2 separate regions of the Mus musculus genome follow, and region 2 is linked to region 1. A link is a loop called in an ENCODE intact Hi-C map of the cell type or tissue named here. Cell type or tissue: heart. All regions are shown on one strand. Links, peaks and the distances in the headings refer to the core of each region. The heading gives the core; the rest is flanking DNA. Region 1 has its middle 2.8 kb from the start of Gm40216. Region 2 overlaps Dab1 (disabled 1).

Evidence for each region. Peaks named below come from ENCODE experiments on the same cell type or tissue, not always from the same donor. Only the 100,000 strongest peaks of a DNase experiment are listed, where the experiment ranks them.
Region 2: it touches region 1 in a loop (6-fold over the local background); 5 of 42 quality-filtered maps call a loop at or near these places.

What each region holds. Positions count from the first base shown.
Region 1 is chr4:104,890,176-104,895,560 of GRCm38, forward strand. It overlaps a transcript of Fyb2 not described here. Among named protein-coding and RNA genes, the nearest start is that of Gm40216, 2.8 kb to the left of the region's middle. In heart, for the core only: no CTCF peak of the experiment used is centred there; no DNase peak of the experiment used is centred there; H3K27me3 peaks cover 337 bases.
Region 2 is chr4:104,206,059-104,211,443 of GRCm38, forward strand. The region is part of intron 3 of Dab1 (disabled 1); the gene reads left to right. Among named protein-coding and RNA genes, the nearest start is that of Gm36661, 180 kb to the left of the region's middle. In heart, for the core only: a CTCF peak has its summit at 3,235 (motif pointing right); no DNase peak of the experiment used is centred there.

The sequences.
Region 1 (5,385 bases), core at 115-5,114:
ATCCTGAGTCAGGTGGTCCCCGCTTGTTACCGGGGGGGGGGGGGGTGCTGTGCTGTGCTGAGCCCCCCAGGGGGTGGGGGTGGGGTGGGCTTTCCTCTTTCCCAGCATTCTGCTCTGCTTTGGGATGAATAGTTTCACCAAATTCAAGCTCCTACTCCTTGGGCCCTTGCCATATTTCCCTTGCTGTCTGGGTCCTGGCATTAAGACTGGAGTAGAGGAGACCTTACAGAGAGCTGAGCCATGGGGAGATAGATGTCTAGGGAACACCAGTCAAGCAAAATAAGCATATGCTTCCAGTTATGCAACCATCTTTATGAAAAGAATAACACTGTGGGATTTTTCCCTTGTCCACTGTGACGTCCAAATGCATACCCCACCCACATAGGTCTGTTCCTTTACCAGAGGTAACTCTGTACTGTCCCTAAGCAATCACGAGTAGCAGGTCATACTTCTGTCCTGGAAGAGGCTAGGCAACCTTACCAAAGGCTATTGTCATGTAATAATATTATCATCATCATGGGCCAGTCCTACCCAAAGATGGGCAGCTAGTCATATCTATACCCCGAGGACCCAAGGAGAGCCCAGTTATCAGCTGCAGAAGGGGGGCTGGCTGTTCAGAAAATGGCTATTAGGTAGAATGGAGACCCTCAAAAATCTGGTGCTGTCTGCAAACAGAATCAGGACAGAGTGGAAAGCTGCGTGACTGGAGCTCTGAGAAGGACCAGAGGCGTCAGAGGAAGCTAATCGCTGGCAGAAAGAGAAGCAGAGAAATGCCAGTAATAAGCTTCTGGTGGGTTACGCCAACCATGCTGGGTGCAGATCCGGCAAGCATCTCACAGATCCGGCAAGCCTCGAAGCCGGTACCTCTGCAGTCCCTGCGTGCAGCTGCCTGGATGGATGGAGGTCTGGCTACACGTGATACTATTCTAGGATTCCCAGGAGCACCTTCTGTCCCTTATGCCAAGAGCATCTGCACCGTCACCCCCTCCAGTGTGCCTCTTCTTCCTGGTGTTATCCTACATAAGACCCTTCATTATAACAAAGAGAACTCTGCCAAAGCTCCAGGCTCCGTACAGGTGAATGTGCGCGAGGTAATTGGGCTAGTTGTATCTTACAGACTCTAAACTGAATCGATGCTGTGTTTTATCAAAGCATTGCGAAAGCGAGGGAACCTGTTTATGTCTTGCTGGTGATCAGTGGGAGAGGTTTTGGTACCAGGCAACTGTCTCAGCTTCACCTTTACCTCCAGTGTGTGCCTTTCCTGCTTATTGTTCCTAACTTACAAGGTTTCACATTTAACACAATGTTAATAACCTATAATCTCCTTTTCAAACAAGACAATAAATAAACATGTACAAAGAAGTAATAGAAAAGTTGGGTCTTGGTGGAAGATAATTCATCACAGAGTTCAAAAGGAGAATGGTTAAGAACAGAGCCCCCCAGAGGCCCTTGATCCTGTGAAGGTTCTATGCCCCAGTATAGGGGACTGCCAGGGCCAGGAAGCAGGAGTGGGTGGGTTGATGAGTTGGGGGCAGGGGGGACAGATAGGGGGTTTTCAGAGGGGAAACTAGGAAAGGGATAACATTTGAAATGTAAATAAAGAAAATATCTAATAAAAAAAATTCTTTAAAAATACAAGGAACAGAGCGTCCTAGGCAGGTGTGGACAGGGTGAGACAAACCAGTGAGATGAGGTCCAGGCCAGGAAGAACTGGCGCCGTTCCCACAGGAGGAGTTCCTGGCACAGCCCAAAGCCAAGGCATGAGGAAGTACAAGAAGGCAAAGACACGGGGACTGCCTATGACCCGCAGCACAATAGGGGGAGGCAGGAGAGATGCTGTGACCATCTTGCCTCACCTTGGGACCTCACACTAGAACTTCACAACTAGAACGTGCCAGCACCACCCTGGCCACGGTTCCCTGTAGCTCAGCCTTCCGGAGCACAGAGAAGGCCTAAGGAAGGCAGGAAGGCGGGGGAGGAAGTTGAGAACAAGCTGCTGAGGTGAATATGATGTCAGAGGATGGAACATGGTCACATAGCAATCACATGGACAACTAAGAGCCAGAAGAGTGGTGCGGTCAGCCCACTCTGTGACATGTGTGCTGCTCCTGCCTACTCAGTAAAACATGTGCTGCTCCTGTGTGGAACCTCATAGCAAACCTTGCGTGATGGCCTTCCTGTCCACCTAGCCCCCTTTCCTTCATTCTGGACCGCTGCCTTGACACCCTTGACCTCTGGACATTTGCAACATGTCTGCCAACCACGCCTAGCGCTTCTTACCTCCAAGTTCCTTTGATTCTAGCTTGTTTAGTCTATCTGGGCCTCTGTGACAGAATGCCACAGACTAGACGACTTACCGAAGAAAACCTTTCTTCCCCACCATTCTAGAGACCAAGCAATCAAGGCACAGGTAGGCATGGGTCTGAGCAGAAATCACTTTCTACGTCACAGCCAGCTGGCTTCTTGCTGTTGTCATGGGGGACAGGAGGTGGACATCAGTTGGATCCAGGATGGCTCTGACCTTATCAAAGGTCTCCTTCCAAACACAAGCACACTGAGGATTAGGCCCAATATAAGGATTCGAGGTGGACAGACATTGAGGTTGGTCTAGCGGCTCATCTTCCTCGGTCCATGTGGTCTGCTTCCCACAAGGCCAAGGGAAGTACCTCCTGCTAGTCCATGCGGCTGGGTGAGAGATCGCTGTAGGCTCTCGTTCCCACTGTCTTGACCTTTCTTCACCATTCATCTAAATTCTAACACCTCTAACAGCAGGCCTCCTTTAGAGCCAAGGGATTTAGGAGTTGAGCCTCATGCCCAGATGGGTCCACCGTCACCCACCCATTTAGGACTTCAAAGCAAAGTCTGAGTGCCTAAACCACAGACTCAGAATCTGTGAAAATACAGAGGTCCAACGTATTTGTAACTGTATTTAGGAAAATGCAAGTCCTTTTCCAGGAAGACAGTGGGTATTTGTTGACTACCTGTGATGGCCACACAAAAACATACACAGACACGGATACACACAGACACAGATACACACACAGACACACACACACACAGACACACACAGATATACACAAACACACACACACAGATACACACAGACACGGATACACACAGACACACACAGACACAGATACACACACACACAGAGAGACACACACACACACACAGACACAGATACACACACACACAGATATACACACACACACAGATACACACACACACACACACCACTTAGCTCATCTCATATTTATGCCCAATCTGTGAGAGAGCTGCTATGAGCAGCCTGAAGATCATTTGCCCAAAATCTCAGTTTCATTGCCGCAGAAAGGCAAGGTTCCAATTCTTTTTGCAGTGCTTCCCTTACTGCATGGCTTTGCAGCAGACCTTATGCCGGGGATTTCCTTGTAGAACTGTCCTCTTGTCCTTGATTCTGGGCCCCTAACTTGACCCCTAGGGTCCTGGGAGTCTGTTACATGTCTGCAATCCACCCTTCCCCCAGGCTTCATGCTTCAAATCTCTCTGTTCCTCAGAGGCTGCTTGCACCCTGTGTCCAGAAAATGCCACAGACGGTGTTTTGTCCACGGCGCCCTGTTACATCATTACCTCTACCTAGCAAGGGCACAGCTTGTCCAAGTGACTGGAGAGAGGACAGGGGAACTTTGAAGACAATGGTGCCTTACGTTATAGCAAGCACTCTCCTAAGCATCTGATTTGGGTTTTAAAGACACATTTACACAGGAGAACAGTCTTTTGGTTCGGTTGCCTCCAATTTTCTGTCATCTGAATCATAGCCAAGGAATAAATTGAATCTTTTTCTAACATAGAATATATTACTCTTGAAATAGTAGGAAATGTTGATAATTGCCTTTTATTGGACTCACAAATAATTTATAAGTTGGTCCGATTTAAAAAAAAAAAAAAGTATTATAGTCTTATTTCTTTGGTTTCTTCCTTGAGGCAAGTATCAGCCTCTAAAAATAGAACCCGTGTAGAGATGGGCCTAGCGCTCCCCCTGGTGGTCACTATTTAGGATTGCAGGCTCCATAAATGGACCTGAAGCTGTAGGCTACATTTGAATAATTCCTTTTCCCCTAAGTACACAGAAAGATTTGATTTATTCTTCCCAGCCATGTCTGCATTACAGAGTACTTCTCCTTAGAAAGTCTATCTGCTTTGAGCGTAAGTAAATGATCTATTCCTCATATACATTATCAGGCTGAACGTCTCGGAGGTAGTAAGAGCTTTCCTGGTTCTATCAAATGTCAGGAAAGCTGGGAGTTTCTTCTTTGCTTTAGAAAATACGGAGGAGTGAAATGCAAGCTGGCTGTCAGAGAATCACAGGGACAAGATATTGAAGGGATGACTCGTGACTGTGTGCGCGGAGAGAGTGCAGTGGAGAGATGGACGGGAGTCTCAGAACCGTGGGTCAGAGGCAGGATCCTGGGACGCCCTCCACTGCAATAGCAGATACACACACTGCCTTTCTCTGGAGAGACTGTGATGCCCTGCCTTCCTTGCAGGTAACTAGAGACCCAAGTAGCAGTTCCAGACAGTGGGCTGAAAAGCTAGCTGCGGCACTTCCTGGCCTAACCCTCAAGCACCTGGTGACGGCTCCCACTGTCTCTGTGTTCACACAAATGCCAACGGAATATTCCAAGATATCACAGGAGCAAAGTGGAGTCATCTCTTGTTTGAAAAGTATTTCTTTTCATTTTTTGAGATTATGTTACAATTGATATCATTCTCTCCACATCTTCGTCCCTCCAAACCCTCCCCTATACCCTTCCTTGCTCTCTTTCAAATTCACAGTATCTTTTTTTTATTAATTATCATCTTCTACAAGCAGACACAAATATACATACATATACACGTTTATATATTTATATGAATGTACATATACATATACATAAATGCATAAATGCAGTCTGTAAATGCTTCTTGTATATATGTTTTCAGGGCTGGCCATTTGGAATTGCATGACCAATCCATGTGTTCTTCCCTGGGGAAGACAGTTTCTTCCTCTCTCAGCACTGCTTAGTTGCCTCTGGTTCTTCCTTTCAGGCTGAGGCCTCTCTCTTCCTCCTGTCCACTTTGCCATGCCTACTGTTGTCCTTTCTCAGCTCGTGCTTAGGCAACTGTGTTGCTGAGACTTCGTGGCTGTGGTTTCTGATATTCCTGGAAGACACAATATCACAGCAAACTCCCTATCCCCCTGGCTCTTCTAGTCTTTTGGTTCCCTCTTCCTCAGTGATCTCTGAGCCTTGGGTGTGGGAGTTATGTCATAGATGTATTCATTGGGACTAGGTCCCACAACAGTATGCTTTGATTGGTTGTGGTTTTCTGTAATGTTCTCTATTTATTGAAAGAGAAGTTTCCTTG
Region 2 (5,385 bases), core at 196-5,195, 680 kb before region 1:
ATGTTGTTAATTAAGGTAGAAAGCAATTGAGGAAGGCATAGATTGCCAGCTTGCCTGCACACATAGGTGCACATATTCATATGCTCTTTAAAACAAACATGTAGTCATCCACAAATATGTACTCATACAACATACATGTATACATACCAGGAAAACATTTTGCATATTGTCTACCTCTGAGAAATTTTAAGAGGTCATATTGTTTGATATTTACCAAAACCCAGTGGGTAGCCTGAATTTCTGGGAAGGGTACCTAAGATACATTTCTGCTACCAACAAGCCATGGGTAACTCATTATAGAGAATCATGACTTCTTCCTTTTTAGAGAATATTTATCACTTCAGGGGAGCTTGCAGCTTTTAGTCTAGGATTCAAAGCTTGCAGATGAATCCAGGGCAAGCACTCGGAAGAGAACCGGAGACGTAAATAAGGCTGGTATAGGTCCCAAGCATTTTAGACCCTGAAAGTCTAAGACGAGTATAAGGCACTCCATGGACATTCAATTGTAATTTATATTCATAAATTGCATTTTCATGGCATATAATTTTATCAAGGAAGAATAAACATCAGTAGTTCATGTCTTCACAAAAACTTGAAAGTAGAAGGTGTCAGAGGGTTTCTCCATTTTACAGATTAAAAAAAAAAACGGAAGCATGGATGAAATAATTTGAATCTGAAAAGAGCAGCAGAACCAGTCTAAAACCAGTCAGTAGCAGACTGTGGGGATTAAGAGCAGGTGTCTGGAATCAGGCAGACTCAGTTCCGGAGCCTGAATTGGCAGTGCGCTTCTCTCTGTAATTCTGAGATGTTGCTTAACCCATGGAGCCTTTTGCGTAATATGTGTGATAAGTTTTAAAGGGTGTTTTAATAATATGCTTCTCGTGTGTGTGTGTGTGTGTGTGTGTGTGTGTGTGTGTGTGTGTTTAGCCAAACCTCTGGCATATAACAAGTATATAATAAATAGTGGTTTGTTTAGTCACACTATTAATAGAAAAGAGAACAACCCAAGTATATTCTAGATGTGTATTTTTTTCCTGAGGTCTATCCAGTCATCAGATTTGAGCACTCAAAAGACTTCCGCATGTTCCTACAGGCAATGATAAAGCCCAAACCCAAGAGGGCAATAAATTCCACTTTTTTAGAACTATCTCTTCAGCCGGTTAGTTTAATGATCAGATATAAATTTGCATATAAGAGAGAAAATCATAAATTGTCAGAGCTCGAGGTGACCTTACTTTCCAGGTGAAGACACTGAACTAGAGAGGTTAAATTTTAACATACCCACACTCTGTTTCACATACATTCTTTGAGTTGCATAATTAATATGTATATGCACATTCATATATATGTATTCATATATAAATATATACATATGCACATACATATATGATCATTGCTCCTAAGGGAATGATCTATATAGTGTACAGATCCTTTTTCCTGGAATGGACATGCCTGGATATTAGGCTATCATATATACTGCCTATGGGAATAAGGAAAGAAAAATGGTCAGCTACCAGGCAACGCCACTTTTTGTCCCCATATCATATGCTCTGAAATACTTTACATCTCTAAGTTCTGACTTCCCTATGTTTCTGCCCGCTTGGTGATGGCCTTGTCAGCTGAATCCAATCCCCTGGGTCATAACTGCACCAGTCAATGCAGGACCGCATACCTTTGGTCTGTCTTGAGCTTCTTTTCATAGCTCATGTATGAAGGGCTTACTCTCATGTACTGTTCATCCTCCCCTTTTAGACTCCTCAACATGAGCTAGAAAAGCTTGGTGTATGTGTGTGTGTGTGTGTGTGTGTGTGTGTGTGTGATATGTTTGTAGTTGCTTGTCATAAAGAAGGCTCATTTGGATGGCTTTGCAGAATTGGCACTGGACAAGGTAAACTTTAACCAGGAAGCCCTAATGCAGAGTTCTAGGATTCACAGCCTAGAAATAATGTCAGTCTGTCCTAGCCAGGGGCTCCTGAATGAAAGGATGGAGAGATCCAGTTTGAACATGTTTTCAGGGTCAAGGTTAAAGGATGTTATGGCATCTGGTTTTACGTGACTAAGTAGATTTGACATCTAGTTTATATGCCTAAGTAGATAATGACTCTTACCAACAGAGAAGGCAGGAAAAAAAAAAAAAAAAAACAAAAAACAATAGATTTGAGAGGAAGACAGCGAGTCAAGTTTGGCCATTAAGTCATATTAGGCCTGATAGAAATCTAACATTTGCACATAAATAGGAAGCTGACGTAGAGAAAAACTGTGACCAGCTGTGGATGCAATTTTTTGGCCTGTGATTCAGTGTAAACATACATGTAGCCAAACAAGGAGTCCAAAACAAGCATGCTTTACTGTTTCAACATCCATGATGCTTTCTGTGACTTAATGTAACTTATTGTTGTATAACAAATTTCTAGTCGAAACCTAAATAGCTGGCCAGCTTAATGGCTCAATGATATGCCATGGAAACACTGGACTCCCAAGTATAAAGAAGATCTTCAGGCAGGAGAGTGGACAGGATATGAGGCTGAAGAGCCACAGCAAAGGTTTTGTTCCAGGGATCACATTGGGAGTGATTTGAAGAAAAGCTTCAGTGTTCTGGGACAAAAGAAAATTCGACAGGTCATTGGCTGAGATTCAACCTTATCAATAAGGAAAAGAATAACATCTAGTGTGAGGAAGGGACAAAGAATAGTTAAAGTCTATTGTTCAGAAGGATTTTAGGGAGTGTATTAGAATGTTGGACTTAGGCAGCACTGGCATGACTTCTTATAAAGAACGGAGCCATGGCAAGAAGTGTGATTTGTACTAAGGGGAGGAGAGGAAAATTATATCAGTAATGCATTTCCATTTGAACTAGAGCTGCAGTGCGTTCTCACAGGAGCCCTCCTTAGCACACTGCCGCAGTGAAATGCAGTCGGTGGACAGTGCATCTCATCCTTCCCCGTATAATAAACTGAATGTCTCCAAGGGGGCAAACCCTTCCCACGATTTCTGGGTAAAAGCTTTTCTGTTTGGTTGCGTTTTTACTTAGAGAGCTCCAATCCACTCTCAGAGTCGTTGCATTTAATTCTACACCATTTGCTCTCTGCTATGTGTACCATCAGAGAAGAATGTGCAGATGAGCTAGATAATCCCTGCCCTCCAGGCTTTCTCAGTCCTGTTTCAAAGAGAGAAACAAAAATAACTCACCTCAGGAGCAGGATGACTGCCAGAGAGGAGCACCCCAAACCAGCAGGGGGCAGCAGACAGGAAACTCACTCGGGAAGCACTCTCTTTGTCACCCTCCAGTTGCCCACTCCACTCTGGCTAAAGCACTGTGCACCCTGCCTCTGTGGTAATTTATCTAATTAGCTTGCTATTTTTGGATTTCTAACTTTTGCCACACTGTAGCAAAATACTTCATAGAAACAACAGAAGGGAGGGAAGATTCATTGGAACTCCTAATTTCAAAGAGATTTGACCCATCATGGCAGAGAAAGAAGAGCAGCTCTGTCTGTGGGGACAGGACTATATGACAGTGACTTGCTGACATTACAACAGACCTGGAAGCAGAGAGCTAGACCAGAACCAGAGGCAGATGCTACATGCAAAGCTGGCTCCTAGCAACCTGTTCTCGCTAGCTAGGCTACATTTCCTAAAAGCTCCACAGCATCACAAGCTGAGAAATGAGACTTAACATAAACCTGAGGGTAGATGTGGTGGCTTTAGTGGGAATGGCTCCATAGGCTCTCATGTGTTACTGGAACTATTTGGGAAGGATTAGGAGGTTTGACTTCAGTGGAGTAGGCATAGCCTTGTTGAAGGAAATGCATTGTTAGGGGTAGGCATTGACCCAGTGTCTCCCTCTCTTTCTGCTTGTCGCCTGCAGATCAGGATGTAAAGCTCTCAGTTATTGCTCCAACATCACGAATGCCTTTCTGTTCCCCACCTTGATGAACGTGCACTCACCCTTGGGAACTGTAAGCAAGCTCCCAATTAAATGTGTTCTTTTAGTAGAGTTGCCTTGATAATGGTGTCTTCACAGCACATGGGACTAGAAGAGAAGCTGAGACTGGATATTTTAGACCCAAGCTATAATATTCTTTAAGCTAATTTTTGTTTGTTTTGTGGTGTGTGTGTGTGTGTGTGTGTGTGTGTGTGTGTGTGTGTGTGTGTTTGCCATTGAGAATTGAATATAGGGTCTGAAGCATTTTAGGCAAATATTCTACCATGAAGCCGTGCATTTAACTCTCTTTCTATATTGTTAAATCTTTTTTTAATTGCATTTCTTGGTTTGTCAGGCAGCTCGCGTACCACTGCACAAACGTGTGTGTGAAAGTCAGAAGACAACTAATGATGGTTTGAATGAGTATGTCACCCATAGGCTCTGACATCTGAATGCTTGCTTCCCAGTTGGTGGAACTGTTTGGGGAGGCTTGGGAGGTGTGGTCTTGTTGAAGGAAGGGTGCTGCTGGAGGTGGGCTTTCAGAATGTAGAGACACCGTTGATGTCTCAAACTCTGCTTCTTGCTTTGGATTTGAGGTGTGAGCTCTCAGCTGTTCTGACAACATTCCTGCCTGCTGCCAGGCTTCTCCACCATGATAGTAAAGGACCCTTATCCCTCTGGCACTGTAAGTCTTTTTTTCCAATGGGTTGTGTTGGTCATGGTGCTTGATTACAGTAGTAGAGAAATAACTGCAGGCTCAAGCTTAGGTCACTAGGCTTGGCAATGATCACTCAGACCTTCTATGCCATTCCACCAGTCTTGTGCTTTATTTTAAATACCAGTACATTATTTTGAAAGGCCCAATGGCTATGATATTCCAAGGAAATATATAAAAGTCAAGTACAACCTCATAGTTTCAACAACACATGAACTAGTTACCACACAGAGTCACCTTTCAACAGACATGCTCACAGACACAATAGCCTTAGCCAGGGTCTCCAAGTGAACACTGGGGGAGTCTGAGGGTGCTGTGGGTAGTTATAGCTGTAGTGATAGTGTCATGAGCCATCCCAAACAGTTCTTGCTTGAGACAACTTACTGTGACTCTGCTTGTCTGGGCAGGGGCGTGGGGGGAGGTCACTCAGGACAAGGTACACTGGGAAATGCTCATGTCATTTACAAAATGATATCTGATGATTCAACTGAAATGGTATAAACAGCTAGCTGTCATGTGCAGGAAGTGGTGTCTGTCTGTCTTTCCTCTATTACTCAATATAGTTAGCACAACATCAGCCCCATCTCTTTTTAATTGGTTTTTTAAAATAATAAACAAAAATACATACAAAACCAAGTTGTTGTTCTTCATAATGGACAGGCTGGTTGGCCTTGTATAATCTCATGGGTCAAAACAGCATTCCAGGGGGTTTTCATCTTCGTTTTTAGCATGAAGACTCAGGACC